Regions from separate parts of the Homo sapiens genome. Here region 2 is linked to region 1. The links are chromatin loops, found by intact Hi-C in ENCODE. Cell type or tissue: prostate gland. All regions are shown on one strand. Links, peaks and the distances in the headings refer to the core of each region. The heading gives the core; the rest is flanking DNA.

Evidence for each region. Peaks named below come from ENCODE experiments on the same cell type or tissue, not always from the same donor. Only the 100,000 strongest peaks of a DNase experiment are listed, where the experiment ranks them.
Region 2: a loop joins it to region 1, with 3 times the contacts of the local background. A loop is called at or near these places in 1 of 110 quality-filtered maps.

What each region holds. Positions count from the first base shown.
Region 1 is chr3:146,200,227-146,211,262 of GRCh38, reverse strand. It overlaps PLSCR4 (phospholipid scramblase 4), which reads left to right. Exons shown (of 9, transcript NM_020353.3): 4 at 4,502-4,737; 5 at 10,186-10,228. Among named protein-coding and RNA genes, the nearest start is that of PLOD2, 45 kb to the right of the region's middle. In prostate gland, for the core only: no CTCF peak of the experiment used is centred there; no DNase peak of the experiment used is centred there.
Region 2 is chr3:145,770,720-145,781,755 of GRCh38, reverse strand. No RefSeq gene overlaps it. Among named protein-coding and RNA genes, the nearest start is that of LNCSRLR, 290 kb to the left of the region's middle. In prostate gland, for the core only: no CTCF peak of the experiment used is centred there; a DNase peak (open chromatin) is centred at 4,775.

The DNA of each region.
Region 1 (11,036 bases), core at 3,671-8,670:
CAACTTCATACCCACTAAGATGACTAAAATAAAAACAGACAATAACAAGTATTGGTGGAGGATGTGGAGAAAGTAGAACTCTCATATTTGCAAGTGGACATGAAATTGTAAAGCCACTTTGGAAAACAGTTTGGCAGTTAATAATGGAGTTACTAAATATTTCAGCTAATTTCACTCATAGCTAGAGAACTGAAAACATGTCCACACTAAAACTTGTACATGGAGGATCACAGCAGTGTTATTTATAATAGCCCAGAGTGAAAGCAACCTAAATGTCCATTGACTGATTAAACAATACCTAAAATGTGATATATCCACACAATAGAATACTACTCAGCCATAAAATGGAATTAAGTACTTATATGTGCTACAACATGGATGAACCTTGAAAACATGCCAAGTGTAAAAAAAAAAACAGACATAAAGGCCTATTGTATGTTTTCATTTACATGAAAAGTGTAGATTAGGCAAATCCACAGATAGTAGTGGTTTTCAGGGACTGTGGGGAAGAGGAGATGGAAATTGCTGCTAATGGGTATGGGTGTTCTTTCTGGTATGATGAAAATTCTGGGTTTAGGTAGCAGTGATGGTTGCACAACTTTGAGAATATACTTAAAACCACTACATTGTACATTTTAAAAAAGGATCAATGAAATAAAATGTTTTGTTAATCTCAAGTTTTGCCATAGAGATCCTGTTGCAATAGATTGGAATGAGGCTCAGAATCTGGAATTTTACTAAGAACTCCAGATTATCTTGAAGGACTTGGTATATTGAGCCACAATTTAAGAAACAATATGTTGAGGTGATTTTTTTCTCTAAATTTAAACATCTGCCTTTGAAAATCTGAAAAATCTAGTTCCATTTTTAAAAATTGCCTTCATGTCTTGTCACTAAGGCTTCAGATTTTACAGTTCAAGTCTTAGCTGGTATTCCCTGCTCATAAAAAGTTGTTTTTATTTAATTTAAACTAAAATAGATCCACAGTTGGACCCCTATATTTGTGAATTCTTCATCCATGGATTCAAAAAAGTGTGGATTAAAAATATTTTAAAAGCACAATTAAAAATGACAATAAAAATTATACAATAAAAATAACACAAAAACAATTTATATTAGCATTTACATTGTGTTAGCTATTGTAAGTAATCTAGACATCATTTAAAGTATATGGGAGGCTGTGAGTAGGTTACATGTAAATACTACACCATTTTATATAAGGGACTTAAGCATTTGTAGGTTTTGGTATTTGAGGGAGTCCTGGAACCAATCCTTTATGAATATCAAGGGACGACTATACTGAAATCTTAACATAAAATATCTTGACTTACATAACTTATTTTGTTTTCAACCACAGGACATTATTCCTTAAATTCTCTCTTAAAGGAGAAAAACCTTTCTTTATCTGAGCCTGGCCTTCCTGACAGTTCAGACAACATCACTTGTGGGCTGCTTGTGGCTCTACTACTCACAGGATTTCAGTTAGAGCTACAAGACCTTAGCAATAAGTTAGGGTCTGTTGCATATTTCTGGGTAGACAACCAAGACCCAGTTATTTATAAATTTTAATTAATTAATCTTAAAAACTTGGAAAGTGAAACAAAAATAAATTAGTAATGATCAAAGTTATTCAAAAAATTCCTGGTAACCAGACCTAGATAGATATGCAGTAATGGCATTCTCATACTTATTGTTGGCAATTCTTTGACTTTAAAAAAACATAGTGAAATGCAAAGTTACCACTGCTTATCTTAAGAGACCTTGATAAAAAAATTCCTAAAGTCAAACATTAGCTGTTGTGTGCTTATTCATTTTTATGAGTACTCTTTTTAAAAAATATTTTATTTCCATAGGATTTTGGGGAACAGGTGGTATTTGGTTATATGAGTAAGTTCTTTAGTGGTGATATTTTGTGAGATTCTAGTGCACCCACCACCCAAGCAGTATACACTGAACCCAATTTGTAGCCTTTTATCCCTCACCCCCTTCCCATCATTACCCCTGAGCCCCCAAAGTCCATTCCATTGTATCATTTCTATGCCTTTGCATCCTCATAGCTTAGCTCCCACTTACGTGTGAGAACATACAATATTTGGTTTTCCATTCCTGAATTACTTTCCTTAGAATAATAGTCTCCAATCGCATCCAGGTTGCTGTGAATGCCATTAATTCATTCCTTTTTATGGCTGAGTAGTATTCCATCATATATATATGTAATCCCACATTTTTCTTTATCCACTCGTAGATTGATGGGCATTTGGGCTAGTTCCGTATTATAGCAGTGAATTGCGCTGCTATAAACATGCATATGCAAGTATCTTTTTTTGACTTCTTTTCCCCTGGATAAATACCCCAGTAGTGGGATTGCTGGATCAAATGGTAGTTCTACTTTTAGTTCTTTAAGGAATCTCCACACTGTTTTCCATAGTGGCTATACTAGTTTACATTCCCACCAGCAGTGTAGAAGTGTTCCCTGTTCTCCGTACATGTCAACATCTGTTATTTTTTGAGTTTTTGATTATGGCCATTCTTGCAGGAATAAGGGGTTATTACATTGTGGTTTTGATTTACATTTCCCTGATCATTAGTGATGCTGAGTATTTTTTCATACAATTGTTGGCCATTTGTGTATCTTCTTTTGAGAATTGTCTATTCATGTCCTTATCCCACTTTTTGATGGGATTGTTTGTATTTTCTTGCTAATTTGTTTGAGTTCGTTACAGATTCTGGATATTAGTCCTTTGTCAGATGTATAGATTGTGTTTGGGTTGTCTGTTTACTCTGCTGACTGTTGTTTTTGCTGTGCAAAAGCTCTTTAGTTTAATTAAGTCCCACCTACTTATCATTGCTTTTGTTGCATTTGCTTTTGGGTTTTTGGTCATGAAGTCTTTGCCTAAGCCAATATCTAGAAGGGTTTTTCTGATATTATCTTCTAGAATTTTTATAGTTTCAGGTCTTAGATTTAAGTGCTTGATCCATCTTGCGTTGATTTTTATATAAGGTGAGAGATGAGCATCCAGTTTCATTCTCATACATGTGGCTAGCCAATTATCCCAGTACCATTTGTTGAATAGGGTGTCCTTTCCCCACTTTGTGTTTTGTTTGCTTTGTCAAAGATCAGTTGGCTGTATTTGGGTTTATTTTTGGGTTCCCTATTCTGTTCCATTGGTCTATGTGCCTATTTTTATACCAGTACCATCTTGTTTTGGTGACTATGTCCTTATAGTATCATTTGAAATCAAGTAATGTGATGCCTCCAGATTTGTTCTTTTCACTTACTTAGTTTTGCTTTGGCTATGCAGGCTCTTTTTTGGTTGCATATGAATTTTAGGATTGTTTTTTCTAGTTCTGTGAAGAACGGTGATAGTATTTTGATGGGAATTGCATTGAATATGTAGACTGTGCTCTTAAAGCATGATAAAATCTTGTATCCATTTAAGGAAATCTAGGTTCCTTGATGGACTTATAATGACAAAGATAATTCATCAGATCTCTGATTGAAGGTGGAATGGGGAGAAATGATAGAGGGATAAGTGCTGTGGGCTGAATGTTTATATCCCTCCCAAATTCACATATTGAAGTCCCATTTCCCAATGTGATGTTACTTGGAAGTGGGGCCTTTCAGAGAAAATTAAATCAAAAGAGTGGAGCCCTCATGATGGCACTCATACCCTATAAGAGGAGACATGAGAGGGATTCTGTCTTTCTGTCTCTCTCTCTCCCCCTTCACTCTGTGAGCATATAGCAAGAAGGTGAACATCTGCAAACCAGGAAAGGCTCTCACCAGGTTTGACCATGCTAACATTTATCTTTGAACTTCCCAGCCTCCAGAACTATAAGAAAGAAATGCTTGTTGTTTAAGCCACTCAGTTTGTGCTTATTTTGTTATAGCAGCATAACTACTAAGAAAATAACTTTAAGAAATTGAATCTAAAAGAGGTCAGGATTGGGGACCAGTCTGAGAACTCGATGATGAAGATATGTACAAGCGATTGGGTCAAGGCAACCTAAAATATTCATTAAAAGCACTCCTTTGAAATGAAGTAGACATTATTTATGTAACCACAAACAATAACAATAGACATAATAACAAAAATTTGCAGGAGTAATTATATGTTAGTAATTATACGTTAGTAATTAATACGTTAGTAATTAATCCCACTACAACCTCATTAGGTAAGTTTATTATCTCCAAGGAGGAACCTAATTTATTAAGAAGCTAACATGTTTCTTCTAATGTTTCAAAACTTATTTTTGTACCATTGAAATGGGAATAATTATCTTATAAGCTTTAAGAGGATTAAATGAATTAATATGTAAATAAGTCTCCCTAATACATCGTTGGGTCATATGCAACCATGATCTGCATAAAGTGTGAATCAAAAATGGAACAAGTTGTTATATTTAAGTGGATGTCGTGTGATCTATTTCATCGCATGTAAAAAGTTATGCTAACTTTAGTGTTAATAATATATAACACTTTGATTTCTTTTGAACACAGGACCCCCTGGAACAGCTGTCCCTCCACCTACTGGCTACCCAGGAGGCTTGCCTATGGGATACTACAGTCCACAGCAACCCAGTACCTTCCCTTTGTACCAGCCAGTTGGTGGTATCCATCCTGTCCGGTATCAGCCTGGCAAATATCCTATGCCAAATCAGTCTGTTCCAATAACATGGATGCCAGGGCCAACTCCTATGGCAAACTGCCCTCCTGGTCTGGAATACTTAGTTCAGGTACTCCATGAAAATACAAATTATTTTCTTATGAAATGTGACCATAGGGATCCAACAAAGAGAGAAAAAAAGCAGACCAGAGTGAATAAAGGAGATGGGTCAGTGATGACAGATGCCATTTGTGAAACTATAAGAACAGTGATACCAGTTTCAGAAATATGAAGGGGAAACAGCAAGTACAAGGATGTTTATAGTGGGATGAGTATGTTTTTCATAAGGATTTATGTTGAACTTCAAGGCATTCAAGATGTTTTCTTGAAAGAATTGTACAAATGGAAATAGAAAAACTATCATAGAGGATAGTTGTGTTATTTGCTTAGAAGTAAACAGTTAACATCAAAAAAAGCACAAAAGAGAACAAAACACAATACAGTGGGTAAATTACTGAGTGCCTTAGCCCATTGCTTTTTACCACCACCCATCATTTTCATTAGCTACTCTTGTCACCCCCAAAAACAAACAATATAAATAAAAATAATGGACCCTACAAAGAATATTGCTTCAGGCCAAGTTCCAGAGACCCCCTTCATACAACACAATAACTCCCTAATTAACATCTATGTAGATATTCTGCTGCCACCAGGACATGCAGATCAAAAACTGGGGTAATATGGGAAGTTTGTGCACAAATAGTTTTGTTTAAAAACCCATGTCTGAAACTAAAAAACCTGCTTAATGAAAATAAGATAAAGCTGGCAGAGTAGACGCCTTTTATTTGTGGCGTTGATTCCTGCGGTTTCAGTTACCAATGGTCAACCAGGTTCCAAAAATATTAAATGGAAAATTCTAGAAATAAACCATTCATAAATTTTAAATTTATTCTGAGTAGCATGATGAAATCTTGCACAGTCCTGCTGTGTTCTGCCTGGCACATATATCATTCCTTTGTCCAGTGTATCCACGCTGTAGATGTTATCCATAGTATACAGACCCAGAGTCACATCTTGGTTATCAGATTGACTTACAGTATCACAGTGCTTGCATTGAAGTAACTTATTTTACTTAATTATGTCTCCAAAGCACAAGAGTAGTAATGCTGGGAATTTGGATATGTCAAGGAAAGACCAAAGAGAGGCCATAAGGTCTTCCTTTCCATGTAAAGGTGAAGGTTTTTTACTTAATAATAAAAAAATTCCTATGCTAAGGTTACTAAGATCTATAGTAAAATTAATATGTCCATGAAATTGTAAAGAAGAAAAGAAAAATTTGTGCATAGTATATACAGGATTTGGTACAATCTGTGGTTTCAGGTATCCACTGAGGGCTTGGAAAGTATCCCCTGAGGATAAGAGGGAGACTACTTTATTGGAGATTCCATAGAACCTTCTGAATCTTTTTTGTTGTTGTTTATAGAAAAAGGAAGTGCTGAAATACATTATAAAGAAGAAACTTCCCAATTTAATACTTACCTCCCCAGGTCAACAGCCAAGTATTTCCTCGAGTTCTGTCATTTCTCTTTTCAATTCTGTATATTGACAGGGACCCTGATAATCTTGTGTGCTGAAAACTATTTGTATAATATTATAACATTGGTGTATAGAAGTCAATACAGTTGGATCAGGAAAATTTGGATTTTACAAAAGCCAAAATTTATCCTAAATTATTATTTGGACAAAATTTTGACAAAATGCAAAACTCATTCAGGTGAAGTGCTAGAGTAAACATCTACATTATTTCAGAAGATAATAAAATGTTTGTAGCTTATCAAGTTTAGAAAGTCTCATTTCTATACTTGGTGATAAATACAGAAGTTGTTCTTGGGAATCTAACATCTTCTACAGTCAATTCTCTTTTCAAATTGTATAGCTTTGTTTATTTAAATATTAAAAACTTGTTTCTTAATTTCTTTTATGATTCTGACAGAGGTTAATTTAACGTATTTTATGAGTTTTCCCTTTTAGGAATATTTAGAGTTAAAGAAATAAGTGAAAAAATAAACAAAACACAGGTTTGGACCCAGGCAAACCTGGTTTTTTAATTCTGTCCTACTCTCTAGTAACTCAAAAACTTTGATAAAATTTCTAACCTCTTGCTGCTTGAATTTTATCATCTATAAAATAGTATTATCAATACCTACCTTACCAGATTGTTAGGAGAATTTTTAATGAGATAAGGGTCACAATGTGCCTAATATTTTTGACATAAAGGGCCGTCCCAATGGATGAAAGCTATGTGGCTGTTATTAGCTTAAATACCTTCTTATGTGTGAATGCAAGACATAGAGCCAATCTTTTTCCTCTATCTACCCTAGTCTTTTTGAGATCTCACATGAAGATTACATGAATCTTTATCAAGGTTCCCAAGAATCCTAAAACATCCAAATTAGCACGATTATATTATTTTCAGAGTCTTGGCTTTACCAGTGACTTTACCAATTTGTCAAAGAACTACCCCTTAACAGACACATATTATTGAGTTCCAGGAAGGGACACAATAATATTGAAATTAGGCCAGTTAATAATCCTGTGATGGCCTCTGAGTGTTCAAGTGAAAGAAACAATTGCACATCTCTCACTGTAAATAAGAAAGCTGGAAATGATTTAGCTTAATGAGGAAGGCATGTTGAAAGTTGAGATAGGCCAAAAGCTAGTCTTCTAGCACCAGTTAGCCAAGCTGTGAATGCAAAGGAAAAGTTCTTGAAGGAAATTGAAAGTGATATTACTCCAATGAACATATGAATGGTGAAAAGTAAAAGAGCCTAATTGCTGATATGGAGAAAGTTTTAGTGGTCTAGAAAGAAGATCAAACCAGTCACAACATTTCCTTAAGCCAAAGCATAATTCAGAGCAAAGCCCTATCTCTCCTAAATTCTATGTAGGCTGAGAAAGGTGAGGAAGCTACAGAAAAAAAAAGTTTGAAGCTGGCAGAGGTTGGCTCACAAGGCTTAAGGGGGGAAAAAAGGCACTTTTGTAACATAGAAGTGCAAGGTGAAGCAGCAAGTCCTGATGTAGAAGCTGCAGTAAGTTTTTCAGAAGATCCTAACTATAACAAGATCATTGATGAAGGTGACTCTGCTAAACAACAGATTTTGAATATAGATGCAACAGCCTTCTGTTGGAAGAAGATGCCTTCTAGGACTTTCATAGCTAAAAAGTAGAAGTCAACGCCTGACGTGAAAACTTCAAAGGACAGACTGACTTCCCTGTTAGGGTCTCTTGCAAAACATTACTACTCACTGACAACACATCTGGTCACCCAAGAGCTCTGATGGAGACGTATAAGGAGATTAATGTTGTTTTAATGCCTGCTAACACAACATCCATTCTGCAGCCCATGGGTCAAAGTATAATTTCAATTTACAAGTCTTATTGTTAAAAAAATGAATTTCGTTAGGCTATAGTTGCCATAGATGGTGTCATTTCTCAGACAGATCTGGGCAAAATAAATTGAAAACCATGTGGAAAGGATTCACCATTCTAGATGCCAATAAGGACATTCATGATTCATGGGAAGAGGTCAAAATATCAGCATTAACAGGTGTTTGGGAGAAGCTGATTGCCACTTTTATGATGATTTTGAAGGGTTCAAGATTTCAGTGGAGGAAGTAATTTCAGATATGATGGAAACAGCAAGAGAACTAGAATTTGAAGTGGAACCTGCAGATGTGACTGAATTACTGTAACTCATGATACAACTTTAACAGATGAGCACTTGCTTCTTATGTATAAGCAAAGAAAGTGCTTCCTTGAGATGAAATTTACTCCTGGTGAGAATTCTGTGAACATTGTTGAAATGACAAAGGTTTTAGAATACTACACAAATATAATTGATAAAGCAGTGGCAGTTTTTAGGTGGATTGACTCCAATTTTGAAGGAAGTTCTACTGTGGTAAAGTACTAAAAAGAACATCATGTGCTACAAGGAAATCTTTCATGCAGAGAAGAGTCAGTCAATTGATATGGCAAACTTCATTATCTTTTGTTAAGAAATTGCTGCCGCCAACCTGGGCTTCAGCAATCACCACCCTGACCATTTAGCAATCATTAACATAGAGACAAGACCCTCTACCAGCAAGAGGATTGTGACTAGCTGAAGTCTCAGATGATTGTTAGCAGTTTTTAGCAATAAAGTTTTTTAAAATTAAGATATATACTTCTTTTAGATTAATACTCTTACACACACTGTAGACTACATTATAGTGTAAACATAATTTTAGATTCAATAAGAAAATAAAACATTCATGTCACTCACTTTCTTACAATAATTGCTTTATTGCCTTGGTCTGGAACCAAACTTGTAGTATCTTCAGAGTATGCCTGTAGTTTATATTTTTACTTTTCACTTCTAGATTTTAATACCCTACTTTTCTAAAATGGACTATAAACCATTTTAGTAGTCACTTTTGGTATTTTATGAGGCATATTTATGTCTCCTTATGTCATTGTGTTTTTATGTAAGAAAAAGGTTTTAATTAAGCATAGATTGTGCCCTTTGTACCCTCCTGTAATTAATCACACCATAAAACATTCGTGTTTAGGTACATTATTTTAATTTCATGTATTACTGCATTCATATATTCTTCATTAATTAATGTACTTAACCAATGTTTGGTGAAATATGGCACTTCAGGCAGTGTTCTGGGCTCAGGGATTAGGAATGGTCTAATGGTCTAAATGATGTAAAATTATACAAATATAATCAGTGTGTCCTCAAGAAGGTTTCTTTTCTTCTGCTAGAATGTTCTCACATGTAACAGATAATGTGCCCATCAAACTGCTCATCTTTAGAATGATTCCTAAGATAGAAATTTCTCTAATGGTATATACCCAGCCGTCCTTTTCATGGGTTGCCATCTAACAATGTTTCCTTTCTCTTCCCCTAATCCTGTTCACATGCTTCCTAGTGTAATAGACCCTTCCCTTATTAAAGTGTGCACTTGGGGAAGACCCTGGCCTTTGTAGATCAAGTGAATGCAAGTCAGTTTATAAACCTCTGCTGGAGGTACCTGTAAAATAATATAAAATGGGGACACTCCATGTGAGGTTCACCCTGGCTTGTTTGTTCTCCTTAAGCCACTGAGAGACTTCCCTTTTCTATGGCTGGTCCGTGTTAATCGTTCTGAACTTAACTAAACAACTACAGGCTATGGATGACATGTAGAGAGACCAGTGAGTAGGGACTTATCTAGGAACAATCTATAAGCACAGCTTCTTCTGATGTGATTACTACAGCAAGTAGATGTTTTGTTTTTCTGATATAGCAGACAACTTTTTTAAAGTGGTACTGAAAGAAAGTGTTTTTCTAATATGGACAACTCTGCTAATATCCATCCGATCAGATGCAGATAAGCTAATTTCAGTTGGTAAAATTTTTTTGATTCTATTGACTTTCAAAAATATATTTTGGTATCAATTGATGCATTTTAATATCTATTTCATCAGTTTATTTTACAGTGGTATTTTAGTTCTGTTATTTCTGTCTTCTGATTGCTTTGTTTTATCCCAACAGTTGGACAACATACATGTTCTTCAGCATTTTGAGCCTCTGGAAAGTATGTATAATTTTTGTAGTGCTCAGCAGTATTTTAATCAGATGGAAATTTGCATTATCCAATATCTAGTTCCTTCTTTATATTGATCATGTTTTAGTGGCTCAAAGAAAAAAAAACTGCTCTATTACCCTATCTTCAAGAAAGTAATAAAGTGAATTATTTTGTATAATTTTATCCTTCTATACATCATATAATCATAAGCTCTTAGATTTGAAAAGGGCTTACATTTTATCTGGTCAATAGCCCTACACTTTACCCATTGTTCCTACTCCACATTTACCTTTCAAAGATGAGTAAAAAAAGGAGCCAAGAGACTAAATGAGTTAGCCAGGGACACCACAGTCAGCTAATCACCTCCAGATCAGGAAATAGCATTTAAACCACAGTCAGCTAATCAGTGGCAGAGCTGGAAATAGAATCCAAATCTGCCAAATCGTAGTGCAGTGCCCTCGCTTTGGAAGTAAGAAGAAAAGATCTCAGTCAAAATGATGCCTGTTCTCAGTTCATCCTACAAGAGTACTGACCCTCACTAAACCAGCTGTGCACATTCATTTGGCCACCACATAGGGCCTTTGACTTTTCTTGGTTTGTTCTCTTGTTTGTAATTAGTAATGACCCTACTCCTCCAAGCATGTTTCGTGAACTGATTAATTAATGGTCAAATGTATAATTTTTTTAAATGGTTTTATAATTAAAGTTTTCTGAATTCAGATACTCCAGGAATTGAAACAAAAGGGTTGTTTCAATCTTTTCTTTTATGTAAAATTTTTTTAATGTTTACACTGAACTTCTTAAAAGAAATGTTTTA
Region 2 (11,036 bases), core at 2,471-7,470, 430 kb after region 1:
ATTTTGTCCCCAAATTTATGAAGACTATAAATCCTTGACTTCTTCATTTAAAGACACTTACTAGACATGTTCTCTGTTCCGGGTCCTGTACTAGGTTCTGAGAAATAGAAAGATGAGTCAGGACAGTCTCCTGTTAAGAAACTGCAGGACTGAACAGAGAATTCTGGAGATAATTTTTATGTTGAAAAAGTTACAATCCAAAGGAAGTTGATTAATATATCCAGGGTCACATATTTACTGAGCTGGGGTTGTGATTTGGGGCCCATTTGATTTATCTATTACAAATATGTTGTGGCTTCATCTATTGTATATATGTGTGTGGTCTTGTGGTGGTGCCAGTATGTTTGGTAATACAGCGGTGTTCGTTTTGGCTGTTCTAAGGCTGTGCTTTGATTCATGATCCCACATAGCCTAGGAACTAACGGTGCACATGAAGAAGTCAGTCTGCCTAGATTTGATTCCTGTGTAATTATAAGCCCTGTGGTGCCTCGATTTGTTTCTGTGTAAATGGGGATGATGATAGCAGTTAGTTGATAGGGGTATAGTGAATATTACAAGCATTAATATATTTAAGGGGTTTGGGAAAAATACTTGGCAATGGAAAACACTGCTCAAGTTTTAGCTATTATTATGGCCTGAGTTGTGCCAGCTTGCCTCCCTCAAATTCATATGTTGAAACCCTAACACTCAATGTGACTACATTTAGAAATGGGGCCTTTAGGGAGGTAATTAAGGTGAAATGGGGTCCTGAGGATGGGGCCCTAATCCAATAGGGCTTTTGTCATTAAAAGAGGAGGAAGAAGCCAGATGCAGTGCCTCACACGTGTAATCCCAGCACTTTGGGAGGCCGAGGCAGGCAGATCACCTGAGATCAGGAGTTTGAGACCAGCCTGGCAAATATGGTGAAACCCCGTCTCTACTAAAAATACAAAAATTAGCTGGGCATGGTGATGGATGCCTGTAATCCCAACTACTCGGGAGGCTGAGGCAGCAGAAACACATGAACCCTGGAGGCAGAGGTTGCAGTGAGCCGAGATCAAGCCACTGTACTCCAGCCTGGGTGACACAGTGAGACTCTGTCTCAAAAAATAAGAAAAATAAAGAGGAGGAAGAGACACCAGAGAGCTTGTTTGCTCTCTCCGTTCTCAGAAAGAAGTCGTATGAGGACACAGTGAGCAGGTGGCTATGTACAAGCCAGGAAGGGAGGCCTCTTTAGAAACCAACCCTGACCACTCCTTGACCTTGAGATTCTAGCCTCCGGAACAATAAGAAAATAAATTCCTGTTGTTTAAGCAATGCAGTCAGTGGTATTTTGTTATGGCAGCCCAAGCAGACTAATACAGCTGTCATTATTTGCCTACTGACTTGCACTGGATGTTCTTACTTGCTGCTCATCATCTCTTCCATCTGTGATAGTGGTCCTTTTGTGACTCCGGTGTCATCCTATCCTCATCAATGATACAGATTTACTTAAAGCATTTAGCTAGATTTTTAGAATCCAAAGAGTTATTAGACATTGTCTGAGTTCTTAAATTTAATATTTATTAAATTGGTCAACTGACAATTTTAGGGATTGTTTTCCTAGGTCCAAAAAATATTCAGGGAGGAAATGGGTCTTGAAGTATAACTCTAAGGAGTTATTGAAATAAAGGAGTAAAAATACTCAATATGGTCAGGTGCGGTAGTTCACGCCTGTATTCCTAGCACTTTGGGAGGCCAAAGCAGGCGGATTGCTAGAGCCTAAGAGTTTGAGACTAGCGTGGGCCACATAGCTAGACCTCATCTGTACAAAAAAATACAAAACTTAGCCGGATGTGGTGTCACACAACTGTAGTCTCAGATACTTGGGAGGTTGAGGTGGGAGGATCACCTGAGCCCAGGAAGTCGAGACTGTAGTGAGCTGTGATTCTGTCACTACACTCCAGCCTGGAAAACGGAGTAACACTCTGTCTTGGAAAAATAATAAATAATAAAGCAGAAATTGAGTGAGAAAATCTTAAAAGTTGGGAAAGTAGTGTCACTTTCTACCTGTGTCCTTGGACAAGCCACTTAACCTTGCTCAGTTTCAGTTTTTTTATCTGTGAAAGGCAAGGATATTAATAGTGCTTGATGAGTTGTCCATTTAAAAATTTCAAAATAATTGTCAAATAATATTTATGAATATTATTTGAAGATGTTTATCATGTATTTGAGGTAAAACCAATAAAGCAAAAATAGAGGGAGATCAGAAAAATGTTGGGGAGGAAGAGTCGGGTTAAATTTCGGAGAACCCTATGGGTCAGAAGTTTCAGGGTTCATTCTATTGGCACTGAGGAAATCTTGAGTTTGTAAGCATGGACATGGTATGGTTTTAGGAAAATTCATCTGCAATCTTACAGCAGAATATTTTTAGGCAGTGAGAAAGTAGATACATACAAATTAGCAATGTTTTACAATATTCTAAGAGAAAGAGGAGATAGATTAGTTTTATGGTAATTATACTAGGAATATAAGAAAGAAATACTATAAACATAGTAGCTTCAGGTTTGACCGCTAAATAGATGTGAGAAAGTGGTCAGAATCAAGTATGATTATGAGATTTTTGAGCCTACCCTAGTATCAAAGAAAATAATGAATAATTTGTATTGCAGAGACAAATATGTTATTTTCATTTGAAGTAATTGTGTGTGTGTGTGTGTGTGTGTGTGTGTGTGTGTGTGTAATATGCAAATGGAGATACTTCAGCTATAGCTGACCATGAAGCTCAATGAAAACACCTAAGAGTGAATTGTACAGCTGCTTGACAACAGAAAAAAAGACTTTTAGAACATTACTGGTTAAGATGACAAGAATATAATTTTTTGGTTGCTTAATCACTTAAGCAATGAAAATTTGAGTCTAGTCAGATGTGGTCAGTAAAGCTTAAAATTAATCAGGTATGGTGGTGCTCATCTGTACAGCCCCAGCTACTCTAGAGGCTGAGGTGGGAGGAGCGAGCCTTGAGCACAGGATGTAGAGGCTGCAGTGAGCTGTAATTGCATCACTGCAGTCCAGCCTGGGCAACAGAGTGAGACCCTGTCTTCCAAAGGTGTCTACCTTTTTAAAAGGTAGTCACCTAAGACACTTCCAATTATAAAGACTTTATTGTTATGACAGCTTCAAACACAGGTGGATTAAAACAAATCTGTGTGTTAAATAGTCTTACATAAAACACAGAAAATTTAATCTTTTCTAAAATTTATATTAGTAGACTTCATTGTTCTTCATGTTTCTCAATTTAATTTTTCGATGGCTGGATTCAACAGAAATTTTGTCACTTGGGTAGTAAGTGGAAGGGACTATTACTTCAACTTCATCAAAGTGCAGTAGAGTAACTATCTGTCACACCAGCAAAGATAGATTTTCCAAAAGAAAATATTGAATACTTTGAGAACTAGTTATAGCTAACATTTTTTAAGTGATTACAAACTAAGATGCTGGATTTTTAAAAAATTGAGTAATTTACCCACCATGACAACAACAGATGATATTAACATCTTTATGGATGAGAAAAGCTAGTTTTATTGTTTTAAATCAATAATTCTTAATCCCAGCATTTTGGGAGGCCAAGGAGGGCAGATCACGAGGTCAGGAGTTCAAGACCTCGTTGAACTCCAGTTCAGCCAGTTCAGCCTGGCCAACATAGTGAAACCCCATCCCTACTAAAAACACAAAAAATTAGCAGGGCATGGTGGCGGGTGCCTGTAATCCCAGCTCCTCCAGAGGCTGAGGCAGGAGAATCCGTTGAACCTGGGACGGGGAGGTTTGAGTGAGCCTAGATCACACCATTGCACCCCAGCCCAACCGACAGTTCAAGACTTCATCTCAAAATAAATAAATAAATGCAAACAAAATAATAATGATAATTCTTGAACTTTGGTATATAACAAAATCACTTAGAAGAAGGTCTGGCCTTCTTTGCATTTTTACCAAGTCCCACAGGTGCTTCTGAATGCCACCCAAGTTTTAGAAGCACTGGCTAATAGTGCTTCTGGCTAATATGCTAATAACTTACACTTTTAACTAACATGCTCTACAGTTTCCAACTATATCTGCTCTTTCAAATCACTAGGATATTTATATAGTTTCTAAAACAAATATCTAAATCACTCCTTCCTCCTTTGAACAAAATGTACTAATGGTCTCTCATCATTTAGGTTTTTAGTTAACTCTATTATAAAGAAGTTTGCTATCGATGTTAGATAAAAATGTAACAAATATATGTTGTATTTTGATGAATTGTCACTGTAAGTTTTCTTATAGAAAAAGGATGAAAGTATTGTAGAAGTCATTCCTATATTGGAAGTGGTGTTTAAGTCAGTGAATTGCCAGATGCCTGCAAACTGTCGTGTCTACAGACCTGTGAGACTATGCACGGCCTCTCCAAAGCTTGAAATACAATACAATGAACCTTGAATAATGTCCTGCCCTTAAACACTGGACATTCAAATAATTTGCACTATTAAGAGTATAAAATAAAGATAAACATTAGCATTAGTAGTTTAACATAAAAACAATCTACTATACTGCTTTTCTGAATGGGTTTTTCAAACGAGATTTTAGGTTTCTATAGAAGCAGGAGTTTCAGCCCTCAAACTTGAGCCAACTAATTTTCTGATGAGACACTAACAACAACTACAAATGTAGTTAAAATTTTCTCTTTCTGGCCAGAAGGAATTTTTCCTGTATTTGGAGAAGAAAATGATGTTCAGCTTGTGGACGATTCTGAAAAGGCTCTGAGTAATGCTTAGGGACACATGACTGTAGCACCCCCTGCTGATGACTTCTGGGATTAAAGTTCATGTGATACTGGTTTCAGCTCCATGATTCCTCAAGTCATTTCACTTTGCTGGTGAGACAGAAAAGTAATGTTATCTCAACTTGTCTTATTCAACAATTAAATTCTATTAGTTTTACATTGAAATTCTAAATCCTAAGATTTATTGGGTTATTGATAATTTTTATCACCTGTTGGTAATCTATTCATTTCATTCATCCATTCAGCAAACACTGAGTGCCCACTCTCTGGCTGTTGATGTTTTAGTTGTATGAGATATAGCTGTTAACAAAACGAACTTACTTCCTTCATGGGGTTTACATACTGGGGTGGAGTGGGGGAAGAGAGGGTTAAAGATAGAGAAAGAGGGAGGAAGGGAGAGAAACAGGGAGGAAGGGAGAGGGAGAGGGAGAAACAGAGGAAGAGGGAGAAAGAGGGAGAGGGAAGGAGAGAGGAAGAGAGAGAAGTTGATATACAGCATGTCAGATGATGATAAGCATTATGGAGATATTAAAAAGAAACAAGGTAAGAAGAAAAGCAAATGCAGGTGAGGATTGAGAAATTCTTTTTTTTTTTTTTTTTTTACAAGATGGTCTTCATTTTATGAGATTTTTCTTCCCACACATTGAAATAATTCACTAAAAACAAGCAGTCCTCCCTCAGCAATTAGAGTAATAATAAGTCCCAATCAGAAGTCAAGCACAGAGGGGAGGCAGTGTTAGTCATGGGAGGCAGATCTGTTAACGGAGGGACAAGGCATATTTTTGGAGAAACTTTTATATTCAAAATCTAACAATCTTTACCTAGCATCAGTACTAAATTTGAAGAAGTACATGAGACCAAGTTCCTTTGTTCTATTTATTGTTTCAAAATCTGAATTGTTTGTCACTTACAGAGCAAGGAGAACAGAGCACTGTAAGAATGATCTCAAGGTCTTTGTGATCATTGTTACAAGGTCACAGCTGTTTGCACATTGTATTTCAAAATCTGAAAGTATGTTATCACAATCCCATTCTTAACATGAACACATCTACCCAATGGGTGGGGAAGGACTTTAGCTGTTTCTCTGTTCCAGTCCCCTGCCCTAGGACCACCCAGCTGGCAAGGGCCACATCCTGACCATCTCTTGTGGTCAGAGCACAGGGTGACCACATTTATGGAGCTCAAATGAGCCAAGTCTCAAAGCAATGGAATGAACAATTTGTTTCCACTTATGTTAAACCAGGGAAGAAAAAAAATCATTGAATACATTAAATAACATAGGTCAATAGAAAGAAATGTATTTCAAAAAGGATAGTCTGTTGCGAACACAAGATGACAGCCATAGCTTAGGACGTTGACTGCCTTCAGTTCCCCTGTCTGCTCTCCCTATCAGTGCTACACCCAGGGTCAAACCCAACTCTAGATCAATCAAGGGTCTGCCTTTTCAACATCTACACCCATGCTGCTATGTATGCTCAAGAAAAATCACACACTTTTATGGGATTAGAAAGTGACAAACGTATGATCCTCAAAATAGCCTGGAAAATTCTCATTGTGTTTCTAGTCAATTCCATCTCCTATTTTTAACTTTGGCTTCTCTTCTCAACTGCTGACCTTATCACAACCCTTCCCTCAGGAGAAGAGCTAACTTTTTATTGCAGGCAGAAAAGAGAAAATACCTGATTGTTATTCCCTAAGCATCCTATCACCTATAAAGGTATCTGCATCTACTTAATCCTTCCTAATTCCTTCCTACTTTAGTGGGAAAGGTCTTCTCCTTGCTGTTCAAGGATGATCCTTTCTCAAGTATTCCCGTATTCTCAGTGACATGGCACCATCCTTCATCTATTCATCTCTTCATTCCCTTTGCCTACTGGCTTCTAAGGCTCTATGAAAATAATAAGTCAGTGGGCTTTGGAGAAAACCTGTAGAGAGTTCCTCTCAAACTCAATTTCCTCATTTGTCAAATGGGGATCAGAGCTCCTCTCTTACAGTGTCTTTGTAAGGATTAAGTGATGCAATATAAAAATCACTTGGAGCACAGCAAATATTCCAGAAACCCGACAGTTTGTGTTACTCCTGTTGCAGTGTACTACCAATTTATTTGTAATAGTCCTTTACAAAGCACGTTTACATGCCTTTCCAATTCTATCCTTACAAAAGCTTATAATATAAGCAGGACAGATCTAGAAATTGATTCAAAGTAATAAATTTTCTTTCTCAAGGTCACGGAGCTAGGTGGTGGTGGATTTAGGACTCAAAATAAGATTTTCTGAATCCTGCCTGCTTCATTGCTTGTGCACCTACATTTACTGCCTTTTTAGTTTTTGAATCCTTATGGGAAGTATGCTATCAGTTGTGGATTTGGACTCATTTGAACTCAGGAGCTAATGAACTGCTTTTGTTATAAAATAAAATTGTATTTCTCTGTGCAGATATCATTTGTGTTTTTCTTTGTATCGTGGATTACTTACAAGTTTGATGTTCTTTATGTATGCAAAGTGGGATAGGCATTAAGTGCATTACCTGAAGCAAAGACTACAGCTGTGTGAGGTTGATGAAACTACAATAGATTTCACAAAGTGCTTTTTGTGAACAAAATTCTAAACACTTATGACAAAGTCTATATAACATATGGTCTAGCATCCATTTAAATTTGCAAATGTAAAACATGCACAAAGAGGAAATATGTGAGTTTTATTTTCTTTCTCAGTCTTTTTTAATAGACTCCAGGTTTAAAGGAATTTGGGGAATTAAGTTAGTTCAGTTTGCTATTTTCAAGATTATATATGGGTCACCTGAATTTCAAGATACTTCATAGCTTGTGTTAACAACTTACGTCAGTATGAAATAACTTTATGGACATGGTTTCTTTATTTCGTTTGGGGGAGACAGAACTGTATATTTCTTGACCTTCTAAAAAACTGAGATAACAAATGAATACTCAGGAATATGTGTCATGGTACTGGCATAAATTAATGTTAGAGAGCAGAATTCAAAGAATTCTGGGAGGGTTAGGATTGCTACGGTTGAAGAAAACTGCCTTACATAAGATCATGCCTGATCGTAAGGGCAGCCCACATCCAGTGGCCAATAAATGGAATTGTATAAAGGCTTGGCCTTCTTGCCTCAATTCACAACTGCTCTGAAGGATGTCAAAGAGAAATACTTAATAGCACTAGACGCTTATTAAAAGTGGCAAGGCTGATTTATTCAGCCTTCTGCAGTAGGAAAGAGACACTCCATTAAAAACTATGCTCACTTCCAACTAAGACAAAATTAACTAGGAGAAAATAGAGAGAACAAAAAAGGGCTATAAGGAAGTAAAATAAAGTAACTAAAGGGGACTGGGGGCTATGGGGAAGTGAAAAAATATGTGATGGGGGATAAGTGGAAAATTATTGAAAATCATTTGGCAATGTACATTGGGACAATGTGCACTTTGTTACATTTTCTTGAGCAAAGACTCAGCCTAGGGGCTGGTGCCACCTCTAGAAATACCACCTAGGGGAGGTAGGAGTCAGGCTAAAGTTTGGCCAAGTCTCTCAGCACTGTGTTCAGGCAGGTCCTTTGTGCCACCTGGAAGTTCACAGTCCACAAGGTGCACACCTTTGAGACTACAATGACATCCAACTTCTCCCTCTGCTCAATCAATCCTCCATCCATTCTCCAATCTTCACAGGTACAGATCCCAAGAGCTCTAATGAACATCCTGTATGCTAGACTCCAGCTGAGGCGGTTTCTCAGGTCCTCCAGCTTCTTATGTTTCTCATAATTATAACCCATGGGCATTTCATACATTTGAAATGGAAGATTCTTTTTTCTCTCTGCAGACATCTTGCTAATTAAGTAAAAGATTACTATAGCCTTGGAACACGTGTCAGCTATAGGATTGTAGCACTTCCTTTCTGCTAAAAAGATGTGGTTCCTTTTGGCTGACACATTTTAAGTCATTTGTGGGTAAATTTCTACACATTCTATGCTTGACTTTTTGTATGTGTGTTTTTTTATTACTGAAATGATATATTATATTCCTAAATAACAGAAATGGATCAATTGTTCAAAGGCCATCCACTAAATCATAAATATAGAGACATAGTAACATAAATGCTACAACTCAAACAACATTATAAATATAATCTACTACCTTTTAAGTACAGAATAAATTACATGGGTATAGCATGTAAATCTGACATGGTGTTTTTACACAAGCAGTCATAAAAGTTGCCAACAGGAAGGAGAACTGTATATAATAGAATTGGATTTTACTGGACCAATAAAGTGATTCATCTACCTCTATTCTTTGGAACATTGTTTGTATTGAAAATTTGTTGAATAGCATCAAGAAACCAATGAAGCTATCACATATTTTTAAAACAAAGCACAGTGATCTCGCTAGTCAACCAAATTAGATGTATTTTTTTTAGAATAAGTGAAAAATATTGCTTTCTTTCATGCAATTGATCAATTTAGTTGCTAAAAATAAAGACTCAAAGTTCTAGTTCTTGAAAAAGAAATATTTAAAAACAAATGCAAGGTTATATAGCCTCAGAAAGAAAGCAGTAGAAGCAATTTTCAGAATTTGTTTTATTAAATAGTATTGACGAGCATCAAATAATACCAACTCATACAATGTCCAAAAGTAATAACTCTCTCAGACAGATAATCTTATGGTGGGACAAATCCTTGAAATGCAGAGACTGAATGAGCTCGTGGCACTTATGTGAAACACGTGAGAGAGAGGTGGTCTATGAGATTTTGTTTTATTATGAGAACCCCATGGTACAGAAGAAGTGGTGTTTTAATTTAGGTGATGATTACTTGGTGAGCCGTAATGAAACCTGGATACAGTGTGCTCACATTGGCACTAAAGTACAATTTATGTAGAGGTAGCAGGAAGGCCATTGCTACTTGAAGGCAGCTCTACATACAGCTTTACCACAAAGTGAACGTGTTACACAAATGAAATATGAGTAATTCATGATGCTGAAGGGTGAATGAGCAGCTCTGAACTAAGACTGCTTTAAAGTTTATAACACTCTTAGTGTTGCGGGAAGTCAGGGACCCCAAACGGAGGGACCGGCTGGAGCCGTGGCAGAGGAACATAAATCGTGAAGATTTCATGGACATTTATCAGTTCCCAAATAATACTTTTATAATTTCTTATGCCTGTCTTTACTTTAATCTCTTAATGCTGTTATCTTAGTAAGCTGAGGATATATGTCACCTCAGGACCACTATGATAATTGTGTTAACTGTACAAGTTGATTGTAAAACACGTGTGTTTGAACAATATGAAATCAGTGCACCTTGAAAAAGAAGAAAATAACAGCAATTTTTAGGGAACAAGGGAAGACAACCATAAGGTCTGACTGCCTGCTGGGTTGGGCAAAAAGAGCCATATTTTTCTTCTTGCAGAAAGCCTACAAACGGATATGGAAGTAAGAGAGATATCACTAAATTCTTTCCTTAGCAATTAATATTAATACCCTGGGAAAGGAATGCATTCTTGGGGGGAGGTCTATAAATGGCCGCTCTGAGATTGTCTGTCTTATGTGGTTGAGATAAGGACTGAGATGTGCCCTGGTCTCCTGCAGTACCCTCAGGCTTACTAGGGTAGGGAAAAAACTCCACCCTGGTAAATTTGTGGTCAGACTGGTTCTCTGCTCTCAAACCCTGTTTTCTGTTGTTTAAGATGTTTATCAAGACAATACATGCACTGCTGAACATAGACCCTTATCAGTAGTTCTGCTTTTGCCCTTTGCCTTGTTCACTCAGAAGCATGTGATCTTTGGTCTGCTTTTTGCCCTTTGAAGCATGTGATCTTTGTACCTACTCTCTGTTATTTCACCCCCTCCCCTTTTGAAACCCTTAATAAAAAACTTGCTGGTTTGAGGCTCAGGTGGGCATCACGGTCCTACCAATATGTGATGTCACCCCCGGGGGCCAAGCCATAAAATTCCTCTCTTTGTACTCTTTCTTTTTATTTCTCAGCCAGAAAATAGAAAGAACCTATGTTGAAATATTGGGGGCGGGTTCCCCCGATACTTAGAAGTGAACACATGTTTGTTTCCATTTCAAAGATGGTGAAATCAATAGAGGAAATAATTATCTTGAAATTATATGATAGTTGAATCAGGAATAGATGTATGCATTTTGGGTCTCAGAATGTATCACATCCTATAGGAAGCCTATACTTGGGTTAAGAATACCAAAGAAATTAAAGTGTAGATTGATTTAACATTTTCTCATCCTATTT